2 separate regions of the Homo sapiens genome follow, and region 2 is linked to region 1. A link is a contact called in ENCODE Hi-C or POLR2A ChIA-PET data. All regions are on one chromosome and are shown on one strand. Each heading gives the region's core, a stretch centred on a gene start or an enhancer-like site at or near the end of the contact. The rest is flanking DNA. Distances are from core to core; before and after follow the strand shown. Region 1 has its middle 4.3 kb from the start of MIR21. Region 2 overlaps VMP1 (vacuole membrane protein 1).

What was found. A loop is a pair of places that touch in the nucleus more often than their neighbours do. ChIA-PET counts read pairs that join two places held with the same protein, here RNA polymerase II (POLR2A). Pooled maps may share reads with other maps.
Region 2: a map of CD14-positive monocyte shows a loop between it and region 1 (3-fold over the local background). The contact joins two enhancer-like sites. A Hi-C loop is called at or near these places in 7 of 168 maps with a recorded cell type or tissue (A673, CD14-positive monocyte, K562 and 3 more) and 5 of 50 pooled maps. POLR2A ChIA-PET finds 5 or more read pairs at or near these places in 37 of 52 experiments (A549, A673, AG04449 and 28 more).

What each region holds. Positions count from the first base shown.
Region 1 is chr17:59,843,928-59,847,262 of GRCh38, forward strand. No RefSeq gene overlaps it. Among named protein-coding and RNA genes, the nearest start is that of MIR21, 4.3 kb to the left of the region's middle. RefSeq lists an enhancer at 2,612-3,335. Within about 2 kb of position 1,809, at least 36 of the 41 ENCODE cell types and tissues checked have a DNase peak (open chromatin) inside an H3K27ac peak, as active enhancers do; they include CD14-positive monocyte and PC-9, where a contact is called at or near this core.
Region 2 is chr17:59,801,942-59,804,924 of GRCh38, forward strand. All of the region lies in intron 7 of VMP1 (vacuole membrane protein 1), which reads left to right. Among named protein-coding and RNA genes, the nearest start is that of MIR21, 38 kb to the right of the region's middle. Within about 2 kb of position 1,635, at least 2 of the 41 ENCODE cell types and tissues checked have a DNase peak (open chromatin) inside an H3K27ac peak, as active enhancers do; they include CD14-positive monocyte and PC-9, where a contact is called at or near this core.

The DNA.
Region 1 (3,335 bases), core at 559-3,058:
AGGAGGCAGAGGTTGCAGTGAGCCGAGATCTTGCCATTGCACTCCAGCCTGGGCAACAAGAGTGAAACTCCGTCTCAAAACAAACAAACAAAAAAGAGTTCAGTAAAAGTACAGCAATAAAAGTTATCCACCTCCACCACCCCAGCTTTTTTTTTTTTTTTTTTTTTTTTTTGAGAGTGAGGTTTTACTGTGTCACCCAGGCTGGAGTGTGGTGGCACAGTCATGGCTCTTTACAGCCTTGACCTCCCAGGCTCAAGAAATTCTCCTACCTCAGCCTCCCTGGCAAGGACCAGCATGAACCACCATACCTGGGTAATTTTTTAATTTTTTGTAAAGACAGGGTCTCAATATTTTGCCCAGGCCAGTCTTGAATTCCCAGGCTCGAGCGATCCTGCCGTGGCCTCCCAAAGTGCTGGGATGACAGGTGTGAGCCACCATGCTGGGCATTCCCAATGAAAGACTGAGGCCAGGCACAGTGGCTCACGCCTGTCATCCCAGCCTTTTGGGAGGCCAAGACAGGATCACTTGAGGTCAGGAGTTCAAGACCAGCCTGGCCAGCATGGTGAAACCCTATCTCTACTAAAAATACAAAAATTAGCCAGGCGTGGTGGCGTATGCCTGTAATCTCAGCTACTCGGGAAACAGGCAGGAGAGTCACTTGAACCCGGAAGGCAGACGTTGCAGTGACCTGAGATCGTGCCACTGCACTCCAGCCTGGGCAACAGAGCAAGACACCATCTCGCAAAAAAAAAAAAAAAAAAAAAAAAAAAGTGAGCATCTGATACACATGCAAGAATTTCACAACATTGCATTCACTCCTCCAGAAACAAAGATATATTTTAAAATGCTTTCTTAGCATATGTGCTCTGGTTTTCTAGCAGATACTCTGTCAAACTTTTGATAAGTGAAAAATTTACCGAAGAATTTAAAACCAAAAACAGTTTTTTAACTTTCCCACCTGAAAATATTGACCATTTTCTAATTTATTTTCATTATAAAGAATATTGGTTATCATGGTTGCTCATGCCTGTAATTCTAGCACTTTGGTAGGCCAAGGCAGGCAAATCACTCCTGAGCCCAGGAGTTCGAGACCAGCCTGGACAACATAATGAGACCTCCCTACAAAATATTTAAAAGTTAGCCAAGTGTGACAGTATGTGCCTATAGTCCCAGGCTGAGGTGGATCACCTCATTAGTGAGCCGTGATTGTGTCACTGCACTCCAGCCTGAGTGACACAGACCCTGCCTCAAAAAATATATATATAAATACTAAAACATCTGGAAGGAAAGAGGAGAAAAGGGAGTATCAGCTTTTAATACTTGTTACAAGGTCAGTCTAGAAAATACAGTGAGATTTGCTGGGTAAATAGGTTTTGAACCATGAAAAAATTGATGGCATGCAAGATCTTCCTCAATAGACCTAAGAGTCTCATTTCTATTAAAAAATACAAACAACTGCTTCATTTTATTCATAAATAATTTTTTGAGGTGCTACAAAAAATTAAAACTAAGCAGGAGTTTAAAGTTTTTGAAAAGCCAAGTAACATTTTATCTCTAACATTTATTGAATCCTCTCCAGTATTTACACAACGTAAATGAGATACTACACACAAAACCCTTGTGTCTGAAGGTAAATTTATTTATTCTCAAAGACAACAAGAAGAGAAAGCACATCATGTATTTTAAACTTTAGAAGCAACTGAGTCATTAGTGTCTGGTGGACAGGAGCTAGGGATCCTATCCCTTCCCAACAAGGCCAAGAGTTCACCTGAGGTAATGCATTTGCCTTGGGGGCGAGGCCTTGAATTGCAGCAAATAACCTGTGTGTATTTGCATATTTAACCAGTACTCTTAAGAAGGATTATACAAAAACCTGTTCCAGACAGCTGCTTACTCATTGCCTTTAAAATTGCGTGGTGCTGGGATTGGCAGGTGCCAACTGTTTGCTCATTCTCTTTGACCCACTAGCCTTGCAGTTTGCTGTGTGGGTGTTGATACTCCTAAATTAAAGCAGGGAAGGGGTGGTTTTAGATGGCTTTTAACACCTGCTCTCCACCCAAGCACCCTGGATTCATTTGATATCTGGATTCTAATTCTGTAGTCAGGAGACTGGCCCAAACTGTGGCCCAGAGAGAAGTGAGTCAGTTGCAAGTGGCTAGCTGACTCTATGGGAACAGAAATAAAATGCAGCTTAGAGAGTTTGTCAGCCAAATCCACAAATGTGTGGCTTTTTGAAACATTGGACATCTGTTCCTCTTAATTTAAAATAAACTTTTTTTTTTTTTTTTTTTAAGCACAAAGTTGCTTGGCTCCTTGTTTCTTTGTGTCAGCAGCAGTTGCTGCTCTAATTTAGGAACCCTAGGATCTGATTTAGGACATTTGGAATCTTTAAGGCACATTCGATCTAGAAAGTGGAACTGAATTGCTTTGGGAAGGCAAGAGGATGATTTTACAGTATAGGGTTTGTGTGGAAATCCCCTTCAGCAGTAATCAACCCAGGTGTCCAACCTGTTTGTTAACCATTTCCAAATGACTCAGAGGACCTAGAGGGAGGGCTTGAACACACTCCAGCACTGTTTCTACAATTTAGCCTTTATTTGCATTGGAAACCACATTCCTGAATTCTTGAGGGGGCAGGCTCTGGCTTATTCTGGGCAACTGACTTCAAGTGGGACCCCTGAGCTACCTATGTAAGCAAAGAGTCAGCCATCTCTGGAGAGTTACCAGGGAGGAGGATCTTTCTGTGAACTTGCTTTGATGACCTCCACCCAAAGCCCTTTGAGGAACAGTTTTGTTTATTCAAGGAGCCCTTGGCAGGTCACTCCTCCCCTACCACAAATCTAATCCAAATGCGACATTTTCCTTTGAGGCCATCTATCCCTTTTGGGGGACAAAACACATCAGCTTTTCCCTTCAGACCACTTTTGACTGAAGCAGTGATCAACATTGCTTAATTGTGTTCCAGTCTGTTTCCAGCGGGGAAAAAATGCTTTAGGGGAGTGAGGCAGTTAGGGATTTGAAAACAGGGATGGTGCCGCCTGAAGGTGGGGAATGACTTAGATCACTGTCTTCCTTTGGCTCCTCACCATGTTGTGTGGAGGAAACGAAAAGCAGCTCAAGTTCACTCCTCTTGGCAGTAGTGCAGAAGCCTGGCTTGCCACGGCCCTGGAGAACCATGTTTTTCCCAACTTTTTTTTTTTTCTTTTGAGACGGAGTTTCACTCTTGTTGCCGAGGCTGGAGTGCAGTGGCGCAATCTCGGCTCACTGCAGCCTCCGCCTTCCAGGTTCAAAGCGATTCTCCTGCCTCAGCCTCTCAAGTAGCTGGGATTACAGGT
Region 2 (2,983 bases), core at 385-2,884, 42 kb before region 1:
TGTAATCCCAGCACTTTGGGAGGCCAAGGTGGGCAGATCACTTGAGGTCAGGAGTTCGAGACCAGTCTGGCCAACATCGCGAAACCCCATCTCTACTAAAAATACAAAAATTAGCTGGGCATGGTGGCACGCACCTGTAGTCCTAGGTACTCTGGAGTTTGAGGTGTGAGAATCGCTTGAACCCAGGAGGTGGAGGTTGCATTGAGCCAAGTCACGCCACTGCACTCCAGCCTGGGCGACAGAGCGAGACCCTGTCTCAAAATAAAATAAATAAAACAAAATAAAATAAAAACATGTTTAGATACACATATACTTACATTGTGTTACAATTGCCTACAGCATTTAGTACAGTAACAGGTTGTGTAGGTTTGTAGCCTAGGAGTGGTAGCTATACTAGATAGCCTAAGTGTGTAGTAGGCTATATAACATCTAGGTTTGTATAAATACACTGCATGATGTTCACACGACAATGAAATCGCCTAACAACTCATTTCTCAGAATATATGCCAGTTGTTAAGCCACACATGACTGGAATGGGTTATAAAGGCAGGTAATTTAAACTTCCATAACATATTAACCAAGTATACATTTATCTTCGGTAACATTGCATTGGTTTTACATGTTTAGGGATTTTCTGTTGCTTTTATTTCATTTTTTTATGTCGCCCAGGCTGTAGTGCAGTGGCACGATCTCTGCTCACTGCAACCTCCGCCTCCCGGGTTCAAGCGATTCTCTTGCCTAGGCCTCCTGAGTAGCTAGGATTACAGGCGCCAGCCACCACGCCTAGCTAATTTTCTGGGTTTGCTTTGTTTGTTTGGTTTTGAGAAAGAGTTTAGCTCTTGTTGCCCAGGCTGGAGTGCAATGGCACGATCTCGGCTCACCACAACCTCTGCCTGCCGTGTTCAAGCAATTCTCCCACCTCAGCCTCCCAAGTAGCTGGGATTACAGGCATGCGCCACCATGCCCGGCTAATTTTGTATTTTTAGTAGAGATGACGTTTCTTCATGTTGGTCAGCCTGGTCTGGAACTCCTGACCTCTGGTGATCCACCCGCCTTGGCCTCCAAAGTGCTGGGATTACAGGCATGAGCCACCGCATATGGCCTTCTGTTGCTTTTAAAGAGATCTTTTCATATGGCTTCCTCGTGAAAATGAAAATGTTTACTGTTACTGTTTGAAGATAAAAGTTACTTCGTATATTTACATTCATGTTGACATCATTAGATTCAAAGATCAATATTTTGCAGACTGTTATTAGCCTTGTAGTTTCTCTTCTCTCTCAATCATAAATATCTTTCTTAAGAAAAAGAAATGTGAAGCAACAATGGTACAGGCATATTCATAGTTTAAGGCTTTGTCTTTCTGTATTTAATCTTGAAATTCAGTGATAAGGAATTGCTGTGACTTTTTTTTATTAGTCTTGTAGTGCTTGGGAAAATGTTTCTTGCGTCTCCTGTTTCAGAAGCGTGATTGGTTTACATATATAATCACTATGGGTTGTGGTAGGAAAGGTAATTTATTTACCTATAATTGGTTTTATTTTTGTGAAAAAAGAAAAGTAGAAAATGATTTGTAATTGCTAATTGTAAATGCATGCTTCATATTTAAGTAGACTTAGAGAATGAAACTATCATCTCAGGCACTTAAGTTGTGAAATAGGTAAAAGTTGTGAAATGTAAATACAGAGAAATGGAACTAATAAAAGGTGTTTGTTTTTAGTTTATGGATTTTTGAAAAAGTGAAAAATGACATGTGAGGAAGTAATCAAATTGGTCATGCTACATTGTTCCCCACAATACTCCAAAACTATTCAAATGAAATATTAATTTTTTTAACTTTTAATGGGAACATTGAATACCTAACATACAATTTGTTTGTAATCTTTTATTTAGTTTTTCTTAAAAATATTGTTTATTATTGGTGTGTATTTGTACTCAGCTTTTTTATTTTACTTGGACTAAAAAGAACAGCAAAATTTGTTTAAAATTTTTTTTAATTTTATAAAAGGGATTTTTTTTGTTTTGGTTTAGCTTTTTGGTGGTGTTAGGTGTGTGAGTAATAGAGTCAAGTTTATTAACAATATACGTAGAATAAAATTCTCATTATAAAGGCAAATGAGAATATATATATTTTAGTTCATAAACAATATTATTCTAAAATCACAATAAGAGCCGCCAAATTATACAAATAATTAAAAAATATACTGAAGTTGTTTTTAGAAAAACAAAGAACTTTTAAAACTACAGAGCAACAAGGAAAGCAAAATTGCACGTAACATATAGAACATTTTGAACAATAAAAGAATAATGTTTTCAATAAAATTATTACATAAAGCTGTTAAAACTATATAACTAAGTTTTATACATGTGGCTTTGAAAGTAAAATAAATTTGGGCCTGGCGCACCGGCTCAAGCCAGTAATCCCAGCACTTTGGGAGGCTGAGGCGGGTGGATCGCCTAAGCTCAGGAGTTTGACACCAGCCTGGGCAACACGGTGAAACTCTATCTCTACTAAAAATACAAAAAATCATCCGGGCGTTGCGGTGTGTGCCTGTAGTCCCAGCTACTCAGGAGGCTGAGGCAGGAGAATCACTTGAACCCGGGAGGCAGATGTTGCAGTGAGCCAAGATCGCACCACTTCACTCACTGCAGCCTGGGCGACAGTGAGACTCCAGCTAAAAAAAAAAAAAAAAAAAAAAGTGAAATAAATTTAAAATAAGAAACAATAAAATATGTTCGTGTTTATCAAATCTAAACATTAAACTTTAGTTATTTTACTATTTTAAAATACCAATGCAGTGCTTTCCTGGTTTTGTTTTCATTACACTGGCAAGGAAAAAAATCAAGAAAATACTGTCCATCAAACTGCATATTATGCTAATGTTTATTTTCTTGAAATAAAAACAACTGTGCAGACTTCATATTAATATAATTTCAGTAAATGTTTGTAGATTATTTGATATATAATGTAATTTAAATTCTGAGA